2 separate regions of the Homo sapiens genome follow, and region 1 is linked to region 2. A link is a contact called in ENCODE Hi-C or POLR2A ChIA-PET data. All regions are on one chromosome and are shown on one strand. The core of a region is the stretch at or near the end of the contact, and the rest is flanking DNA. Distances in the headings are between cores, read along the strand shown. Region 1 overlaps LAMA3 (laminin subunit alpha 3). Region 2 overlaps NPC1 (NPC intracellular cholesterol transporter 1).

Evidence for each region. A loop is a pair of places that touch in the nucleus more often than their neighbours do. ChIA-PET counts read pairs that join two places held with the same protein, here RNA polymerase II (POLR2A). Pooled maps may share reads with other maps.
Region 1: a pooled map shows a loop between it and region 2 (3-fold over the local background). The contact joins two enhancer-like sites. A Hi-C loop is called at or near these places in 1 of 168 maps with a recorded cell type or tissue (heart left ventricle) and 7 of 50 pooled maps. POLR2A ChIA-PET finds 5 or more read pairs at or near these places in 2 of 52 experiments (PC-9 and activated naive CD4-positive, alpha-beta T cell).

The regions. Positions count from the first base shown.
Region 1 is chr18:23,825,898-23,832,208 of GRCh38, forward strand. It overlaps LAMA3 (laminin subunit alpha 3), which reads left to right. Exons shown (of 75, transcript NM_198129.4): 22 at 805-902; 23 at 1,417-1,570. Among named protein-coding and RNA genes, the nearest start is that of LAMA3, 140 kb to the left of the region's middle. Within about 2 kb of position 2,739, at least 4 of the 41 ENCODE cell types and tissues checked have a DNase peak (open chromatin) inside an H3K27ac peak, as active enhancers do.
Region 2 is chr18:23,539,786-23,544,101 of GRCh38, forward strand. NPC1 (NPC intracellular cholesterol transporter 1) reads right to left here. Exons shown (of 25, transcript NM_000271.5): 14 at 3,670-3,784; 15 at 1,521-1,648; 16 at 1,283-1,423; 17 at 663-752; 18 at 26-216. Among named protein-coding and RNA genes, the nearest start is that of RMC1, 38 kb to the left of the region's middle. RefSeq lists an enhancer at 2,493-2,542. Within about 2 kb of position 1,251, at least 9 of the 41 ENCODE cell types and tissues checked have a DNase peak (open chromatin) inside an H3K27ac peak, as active enhancers do.

The sequences.
Region 1 (6,311 bases), core at 1,489-3,988, 290 kb after region 2:
CCCAAACTCAGCAAACTTACTAGTAGAACAGTAACCCTTTTAAAATTTAAACCTACTGAGTCCCCTCAGCCACAATCTCTTACTTTTCCCCTCCTATACATTTCTGTCTGAGGAGAGAAAAAGCTTTGTGGTCTGTGTATGAGCTCTTTGCCCTCCCCTCTTCCCTCTGCAGATATGTGCTGCTGTCAGGACGGCTAGGGGCTGTCAATCATTCACCTCCCAGAAGCCTGCAGCTCTGCTCTTTCCTGAAGAGCTGCTTAGCTGAATTTACGTTGTGGGCTTTGTTTGGCACACTCAGTGGAACATGTTCTTCCTCTCGTTTCTTGGGACAGGCAGTAGGCCAGTTCCATTCTGTGAATCACCAAGATCACAAGGCATTGCTTTTTATACCGTGCCAGTTGAGCGTTACTCGGGTGTGGGAGTAGAAAGTGATCCACATTCAGTGTTCTGTACTGCTGAAGGCAACCAGCATTTCCACAGAACATTTCATCAGTTGACAATTTATTATCTTTGTTAATTTGTGAATTTATAAACAACCAAGGAGAGACAGTAAAATCTCTCTTGAAACTTGAAGAATAAAACTGTTCACACTGACAAGTTTCTCTCTGATACATAAAGAATCTTTGATGAGTGGTTCTTTGTGTTTCGGTGAGTCGGGATGAAGAACAAAGCAGTTGATATGGAGAGTTTAACTAGCGACTTCACCTGGTTATTATTGATTTAACTAGTATGTTTGATTATTTTCTATCCAAAGTAGGGCTACCATCAAAATGAATGATTCTCCTTTTGGTCTTTATTTTCTAGGATTACCTGGTGCTGCTCCCCAGGGACTACTATGAAGCCTCTGTACTGCAGCTGCCAGTCACAGAACCATGTGCCTACGCAGGACCTCCCCAAGAAAAGTCAGTGTGGGGCAGAAGGTGCAGCCGCATCATTGGGGTCCTCTAAATTAGGAGCCTTTAATGCAAGCTTTCATGAGGTGTCTCAGGATCACAACGACAGCATGATGCTCTGGATAATTAGTTGTTATCTTCCTCTATGTCTTACTTGTGTTCTTCAAGTAAGATTCACAAAGCACTTTGCACACCATAGCTGGCTTAGGAGTGGCTACCACCCTCCAGCATGTGGGAATGTTGATGCATGCCCAAGTCAATGCCCTCAAGGTCAGTCATACATCTGGTGGGAGGAAGAGCTTAAAATAGAAGCCAGGTTTGTGGACCTTTGTTTCTTCTCTTCCCCATGCAGATGAAAATTTATTGCTTAATTCTTGTAGCAGACACTTAATAAGAGTTTATTGAAGGATGATGAATGAATGAGTGAACTGAATGACTGAGAGTCTTTGGGGATGTACTTTGATATTCCGTTTGATGTTCTCAGTTGTAACTATTGATTCCATTGTTGTTGCTGTTGTTGAAGTTGCTTACTCTACCAGCATTTGCCAGTGACCAGATTCCCCTGTACCCTGGCTTGTGAGGCCAGACACTTCCTGCTTGATGGGGAGCCAAGACCCGTGGCAGTGAGGCAGCCCACACCTGCACACCCTGTCATGGTGGACCTCAGCGGGAGAGAGGTGGGCCAGCCTTTTATTTATTATCAAAGTTATTACTACCTCCCCATCTGTATCTGCTAAAAATACTTGGCCACAGTTGCTTCTCAAATTCAGGGGAACCTGGAAGAATTTCTCAGAGGTGTTTATCAACATTTGCTGAACTATCTGATTTAGGGTGGGGCTGGATGGTACGCTACATGGAGCCATGTTCAGGTTGTTCTTTGAGCACTTTCTAGACATGGCAGGGGATGTGGGCATCTATAGAATCCTTTCTTTTTGGTTATCTGGACTTAGAAGGGGGCATCCTGTTCTACATGATTCAGGGCAAGATTTCTCTTAAAAGACAGATGAGACTCAATCTAGTAAGCGTCCAGAAATGACACAGCTTACCCTAAAAGGATACCACACTCACTGACTGTTCAACCCCTTAGGCTAAGCAATTTGTAGCAGCTGAATTCCTTGAGCTCAGAATCCGGAACTTCTACATCCCCTGGCACCTACCTCATGGCTTGGAGGACAGGTTACTACAGGTCTTGGTATTACTTTTCTTCCAGGAGTTCTTCGAACTTCAGAACCAAATTTAAGATCATACTGATTTCAGATTCGAGTTAGAGCTATAGGATATCAACCATAACAATAAGAATACACAACACTTCAAAATGAAGACACTGAAAGACTTCCTCCACTATATTTTTATTCTTTGCTCTCTGTAACATTCTCTGTTTTGTCCTTTTGAGGAAAATATTCATTTGGGGGATTAAATTTGTGGGATGAAAATATATGTGGAGTTAATTGTAACTGAACTTTTAGATGTGTACATTTTTGTAAACTACATTTCTAACATTTTGAAGGTAGCAGTTAAAGGTTTTTAAGTATATTTCTTAAGTAAAGTCTTCATTTTATTTGAATTTTCATGCTACGAAATAATATTTACTTGTAACAAGTAAAACAATATAGATATGCATAAAAAACCTAAATGATCTTCCCTCTACTTCATTCTAATACTAAGTTTGCTGTATCCCTCCCTACACATGCTATGTGTGTATACACACATACACACATACATGTATATAGGTGTACATACATACATATATACATAAAATGCACATACACGTACATATACAGGTATATGTATGTGTGTGTGTATTTGTGTGTGTGTGTTCCCTAGACAACAAGAGGTACCGTTGAGAAGGGGCAACCACCAGGAAGTGATGCTGATGACTCATCTAGGAGGTTCTAACCTCTGATTTAACCCAGAGCTATAGCACAGAGCTAGTCAGCAGGACCTCAAGGCTCTTTTACAATACGGAAATATTTTATTTCACTATCTCTGGTCTAGAAATTATCCAGCTTATTGATTCAGTTTAATTTATACTTTTAAAACTTTTCAATTGGCTCTTTATCATATTTATTTTTTCTTGTCTTTTCTGCCAGTTTTTGTTTCAAAACTTCATGTACTTTTAAGTGGAAGTTACTTCTTCATTTAGCTTTTTTAGTATCCTAAAGGCCTTGGAGCCAGGTGTATTTCAGAATTCAAAATTTTTAAGATTTGAAAAAAGATAACATCTCCAGTGAGGTCTGGGATAATACCCTATAATCAAACAGGTTAATATTTCTCCAGTGAAAAGCATGAATAGGCACACCTAGGGAGACACTAACTGACTATATACATAGACTTATATCAGTTTAGTTCAGACTTTGCCAGCAAATGATTATTGGTTAGGTTAGGTTTGCCACCAAAACAGTTACAAAACCTATTTCCTTTTCAGAGTTTGGGGATTTCAGATCATGGGCCAGTATATTTAAAGTCTTTCTCAGACTATTCCATAAAATTCACCTCATCTGAAGTGAACTCATCTCTGATTATTTTGTTACCTGTCTTTCTTAATATTCAATTTATGTGTTTTGAATTTTGTTTACAGGCATATTGGCTTATTTTGAATGAGAGGTTTTTATCCTCTCCTTCTTTCGCATCTGTTTCAGCCTGCTAATTTTGCATTGTCTTAGCTGTCCACTGGATCCTTAGCCCAGGAGCAGGCATTACAGTGTGCCTTCTCTATTGTTATGACACTGAAGATAGGAGATTCAGACATTGACCCCATGAATGGCATAGCTCAGTTCTTGGTCATGAGGCCACATATTTGATTTTTGGTTCCCAAATTCCATAGCTTCTTTTAAAAATTTATTTAGTTTTATATATTTAGGGGTACAAGTACAAGTTTCTTATATGCATATATAACATAGTGGTGAAGTCTGGGCTTCTAGTGTACCCATCACCCAAATAGTGAACATTGTACCTAATAGGTACTTTTTCAACACCCCCTCCCATCCCTCCACTTTTCATAGTCTCCAGTGTCTGTTATTACACTCTGTATGTCCATATGTACCCATTGCTTAGCTACCATTTATAAGTGAGAACATGCAGTATTTGACCTTCACACAGCTTCTTATAAATCCATAACCCAGGAGGCAGATTGGAAGCAATTTTTAGCTTCTTTTTAAATTTGAACATCCTTGTCTTCAAAAAATGTGCCTCGATCTGGCCGCTGTCTCCTATGGCACATGTTTTATTCTCTTAACTCTGCATGAGCTAAACTGCTGACCAAAATAATCTGCTTCCAGACCTAGAGGACAACAGGCTTGTGACTTCAGTCCTGGTGCCATTTTGGGTTTTTCTTTAACTTATGTTTTATCACCTATTACTTTTGATTCTAAATATATCTTTTTGTTGTTCTTTTAAAACGTTTTATCCAGAGTTGGTCTCTCTTGGAGCAGGAGTATAGTGAATGTGAATTCTCTGTGCCATCTGAACCAGAAGTCACCCATCTTTAAAAAATGCTAACCTGTTTTTATTAAAATCCTCCTCTCTCTCCCTCAGCTCAGCCACTACACCATACTCCTCCCCTTCACAACAAAACTCCTCCAAAATATTGTCTACACTCTGTGTTTCTAATTCTTTATGCCCTACTCACACCTCAACCCACTTCAGTCTGGCTTTCACCTCCCACTCCATTAAATTTATTTTGCCAGGTTTCCGATGAGATCTTTGTCACTAAATCCAGTGGATATGTTTCAGTCCTCATCGGTTTAACTTCTCGGCAGCTTTCGATGCCTGATGGACACTCCCTGAATTCTCAAACTCTCTCTTGTTTTTCATAATTTAAGAGCTGTCTTAATAATTTAAAAATTAACGACAACCTGATTCTCTTTCTGCCTCTCTCACCGCTTCCTCAAAATATCATTTGCAGGCTCATCCTCCTCTGTCTAGCCATTAAGTGTTAGAATTTGTCAATGCTCAGTCCTAGGCCTTATTACTCTATGTTCTGTCTCGAGGAGTCTGATCCATGGCAATTGTATCAGACCCACCTCCACACAGATACCTCCCATATTGTTATGCCCAGTCATACCTCTGCTTTTATATGCAGACCAGCAAGTCTACCTTCCTTCCTGACATTACCTCTTTGATGTTTCAAAGCAACCTCAAACTCCATTTCGGTATTCCCTACCTAAATTAATGCTGCTACCATCCATCTAATTGCATAAGCCAAAATTCTTAGGGTCATCCATGACTTCTCCAATTCTTTCCCGCACCCAAACTAATCTATCTGTGAGTGTACATCCCGAACTTTTCTTGGCATTCTCCTTCCATCTCCCTTGTCCAAAATACAATCATTTTTGTGAGAATCTCTGTAGAAGCCTCCTAACTAGCTGACCCACGTCTGCTCTGCCCATTGCACCTCTTGATCTTTTCTCCAGACTATAGCCAGCACTCACATTCTGATGGGAATATTTGATCAACACTTACTGCTCTTAGGATAGAGACAAAGATTTTAACATGGCTTATAAAACTGCCCTTTCTACTTCCCAATTTTATTATACTCCCTCTTGCTCTCTGTTTCTCTGCTCCTCTGACCTACCTTCAGTCTCTTGGGCTTGCATTTTATGGGACCCTACAGCATTCTATGTTGTATGTAGCCTCCTACTGCAAGCCGTTCCCTCTACCCAAACACTCTTCTCTCCCCTATGGCCTGGTTGTCTTCTCCTTGTCCTCCACACTCAACTAAGTTGCTGTTCTTCAAGGAAGCCTTCCGCTCTCCCTCATCTCCTCGACTAGCTCAGGCCCCTGTCTTACACCTCTGCAGAACATTATTCACATGTAGTTTTATGCTGTGTTTGTCTAGTTATCTAATTACTTGATTCAAGTCTGTCTGAGGGTATGTCTGTCTTGCTTCCCATTGTATACCTATCACCTCGCTGGTGGACTGGCATAGCATAGGTATTCAGTAATATTTGCTGACCAAATCATTTGAATCCTCATTTTGACATCAGACATATTAGTTATCCCTTTTAGTTTGTATAGGCAACAGATTTGATAAACCCACTTTCCATGTATTTATCCTAAAACACTAATAACTAGTGGAGGTCAGTTCTGTGCCATAGAACCAGAAATATTCCTCCAGTTTGACACTGATTCCATTAAAGTTCACCTTTTTAAAGATAAATAACACACATAAATAATCATAACAGCAAGCAGTAAAGTTTCTGTGTGCCATCTTTTATGTCTTTTATCTGAGTTTCTCAAACCTGACTTTGCCCATCAAATGTACCTTAAACTCTTCAAACAAGTCTTCCAACAGGTAATCCATATAATTTAGAGTGGAAAGAGTAGTAGAAATTTATAATAGAGTGCTAGATAGAACTTGCTGCCAGTAATAACTTCTGGGCGAAAACCTGGTACATCACTGACCTGTGAGTGTTTTGT
Region 2 (4,316 bases), core at 1-2,500:
AAGTACAAGACAAGGTGGTACTGACTAGTTGTCCAGCTGCGCCGCGTTAAATATCTGCTGCACCAGGGAATCATTGTTGCAGCCCATGCCGCCGCACACCATGTTCTGCCCCTTGGAAGAAGTGTAGTCGTGCCCTTCCTCCAGGACAAAGTACACAGGCGGACCCGCATGCAGGTACTGACTGATGGATTTGAAATAATCCACCATGTAGGAGTCCTGAAAGAAAGATAAAAGAATAGGAGAGAGTGTGAACACTCTGATAGTAACTAAGCAAGGCGAGGATCATGGAGAATAAGAGGGTGCCAGGAGGTTCCTGGCTGAGATGCCTCCAGCTGGACTCATGATTCCTAACACCACCAGTCTTCCCCCCAGGGCCCCAGGGTGCTCCTCCTGCTAGCCCCACAATCAGGAGAGCATCTCATAAAGTAACCTCATAAGACTAGTTATTCGTGTTCTGCAGCTGTGCCCAGAGGGGCTCAGTCAGAATGCCAGACAGCCCACACCAGCAGTGCACTGCGACAGTTCTCCTAACCCTGGAAACCCTGTCACCATTTGCAGTTAGAAGCAGGCACTTGCTTGAAACACCTACGTGCATGTTTTGAAAAATGTATTCATCATCAGCTAAAGAAGTTAAAAAAAAAAAAAAAAGGAAGTCATCTTACATCTGGCATCGAAAGAGACTGATCCAATCCAATATCTACTTTGTTCAGGACTGCGATGCTGAATGACAGAACACCCACAAATATTGCTATCTGGAACAACAAATGAATCATAAGACAGAGACTGCTTAGTAAATAAGCTTACGACCAGAAATAAAATCTTAAGCACACACAAAAAGCAGGATTTTTTAAAATGGAAAAGCTTAAATGACAGGCTAATAGGGAGTACAGGGCAGTGGGTGAGACCACAGCACCAGGAGTCCAAATTCCTGGGTGCAAATCCTGACTCTGCCACTTACGGGCTGAGTGACTTGGGGCAAACCACTTCACCTCTCTTGGCTTCTATTTCCTCATTATTAAGAGGAAAAATAAAAGTTTCTTTGCAACTTTCTGTGAATCTGAAACTATTTCAAAATAAAAAACTTAAAACTCTTGTTTATATGGACTGATAAAAGCTCACAGGAAAAACATTTTATCTACTGTTCCACATTTGCTTTTGCTTTTTTTTTAGATACATTTTAACAGCTTTAAGAATCTCCTTCCCAGGCTGTCTGGCTTCTTAGAAGGCATGTGATAATCTGTTTCAGTGAGAGGAAAGAGAAAAACCACAGATAAGCGCATACCACAATTGGTCTCATCCAGTCCTTTAGCAGAAGTGGAGAATAGGAGTTTTTGAAGAAGCGAAACAAACAGCTCTCTGAGGCCTGGACGCTTGTTCCATCTTCAGCACCTCTGACACAGCAAAAGATGTCTAGCCGATTTTTCTGAGGGGACAGAGGGAAACAAAGGTTATACCCGCTAGCTGCTTCCTCTAGATTCTAGACTCAAATTAAATAGACTATAATCCTGGCACCAACTTACCTCTTGACGTTTAATGTCTAACCCCAAGAGACTCACGAAACAGGTAATCTGCAGAAGAAAGTCAATGAAGACTGCCAATCCCGCAAAGAGAGAGAAGGTGTGCACGGCTGGCATCACGGACAATGCTCCTGTCGGGGAGAGAAGGGCTCTGCGTCACTTCTGTTTACAGCCGGGGGCTCTCTGCAGGTCTTATGTTCATGTGCATGTACAGATACAAGGAGCCAGCACAGGCCAAACGCATGAGAAGGCATGCTGCGGCTGGACATTACACCAGAAGTGGGACAGGAGGTGATAAGCCAGTGCTTTTCAAAGCACACTCAGCACCAGACCATTTGGGAAGCCCCATCCTAGTTATGACAGGAATTCAACCCCAATTCTACTATACTCAGGTTCACAGCAAATTCACACACATTAAAATTTGAGAACCACTAATACAGGCCATTTCTTATAGTACTTTCTGTGCTTCACTGTAAGAAATGGACAGTATTTTCCATTTATTACATCAACACTACTAGCCTCCCAGTTTAGTTAAGAGGTAATCTACAATCGAGTGAGGATCAAAGGCATGAGGGTAAGACTTGGAAACTGCAAACTGGCAGCCCATGAATCAGATGGTTCCTGTTTAGCCCACACTGTATCAACCCATCTTAAGATTAAAAAACTTTTTTTTATAAGTTGCCAATATTTAACAATGGCATTTTACACAAAAATCTAGATTCACAGCTTTGCTTGGAAGAAAAACAACAACAACAACACAGACCTTGTAGCACTGGGTTGGCCACACACATAACTGTCTTTTTAGATAGGACACGTGCAGTTGGGGTGCCACAATCCCTACTCACTCCTACTGTCCCAAGGTCACTCCAACCTTGAGGCACAGTCTCTGCTGCTATTATCATCACACTTGCACTGGTTTTCTTATAATAGTAGTGAAAAAAAGAAAGTTTTTTCTTTTTTTTTTTTTTTTCTGCACCTGTGTTTGTCAAAAGGAACTACAGGGCTACAGGTTTCAAAAGCACATGGCTTTGTGGAGATGAAGAATAACAAGCTAGCAGTGTATCTGTGGTGAAAGACTACCACCTACAATGACCTTACAATGGCCCTGATTAAGCTGACCTCCCAGCCATGTAGGCATTGCAGTTTGTGGCCCGTGGATGGTCTTCTTTGGACTGAGTGATTCCAGTCCAGCCTCCCCTATAGTGGACAGAGTCACTTTGCTCTTACTACACTTCAGACATGGGGCAGACAGCCCCACTAGTGGGTCTATTTGATGATTCTCTATGTGAAAGAAACACAGAAGTGCTGACTTTGTTCCAGCTTATTCTGGCTCCTTGTAATGTGGTGAGTCAAGAGCTTCTGGTCATTAACAAGGCTGCTTCCCCAATGAGTTGTGTGCACAGAAGAGAAAGACTGCCTTTGAAAACAACGGCAAACATCTTGTAAGCGAGTGCCTGTGGATTTGGGAGCTGCTGCTTAGAGTGTCATGTGGAGAAGGATTCAGTGGCTACTCAAGGATGCCATTTTCAACTATCAACATTCCCAGTGGCTACTAAAAGGGGAAAGTGGCAAGACGAACTCTAGGTCTCTTTCACCCTGAACCCCAACATCAATGCTGTCCTGACAGTTAAATGAGAAGGAAGCCACTTGCAAAATCACACCTAAGTTACTGCTGCCAATTTTTCTGTGGTCCAGTGATACTTTCCCAGTGCAGAACAAAGCTTAAAAAAAGGAGACAACACGGGCTGGGCACGGGGGCTCACGCCTGTAATCTCAGCACTTTGGGAGGCCGAGGCAGGTACATCACCTGAGGTCAGGAGTTCGAGACCAGCCTGGCCAACATGGTGAAACCCCATCTCTATTAAAAATGCAAAAAATTAACTGGGCATGGTGGTACGTGCCTTTAATCCCAGCTATTTGGGAGGCTGAGGCAGGAAAATCGCTTGAACCCGGGAGGCGGAGGCTGCAGTGAGCCGAGATTGCACCACTGCACTCCAGCCTGGGTGGCAGAGTGAGACTCCGTCTCAGAGAAAAAAAAAAAAAAGAAAAAAAAAAAAAGGAAGCAACACAAAGGGACATGTTCAGGTAGCCAGCTCCTTCTTTCTCCAGGCTCAGCAGACTACAGGACTGGTAGGATTGAAAGCATAATTACCTAAGAAAAATGCTACAGTCTCAGAAAAGGATGACAGGAACATACTGGGAGCCACTTCTCCTAGGACCCTGCCCAGCTGCTGATCCAGGGTTTCCCCTTGAAGACGTTCATCTCTCTTAAAAAAAAAAAAAAAAAATTATGCGACATTAAAATTTCTCAATAACAACGCCATTTCTTGCTGCCTTGTGTTAACTCAAGGGTAAAAATAAATGATTAGTAGACGATTAGCAGTGTCTTCTAAGCATATAAACTTCGGTGGGGGACTCCAATGTTCTCAGAGTATTTCTGCACTACAGAGCTAGGTACCAAGTGAGAAACTAAAGGGAAAGCTGAGCCAGCCACATTATCAGGAAAACACTCGGAACACAGGCGGCAGGGGACTGGACCAGTGAACATCACTCTCACGTGCACTGAGTCTCCGCCCACGTCGGGTCTACAGGACGACTGAGACCACCTTCTACAGCAGCGGGACACGTGTTGACCTTTTGCCTTTTTAGTGGCACCTTTGGGCAAAATGAATCTAACATTCTATACTATGCTGAACATCATTTTAACAGCAGTCGTACCCAAAATCTTTTCCAAAAGTGTGTTAGCCCTTCTTGTACACATGATACTATTTAAAATGAAAAGATACTATTAAAAGACAC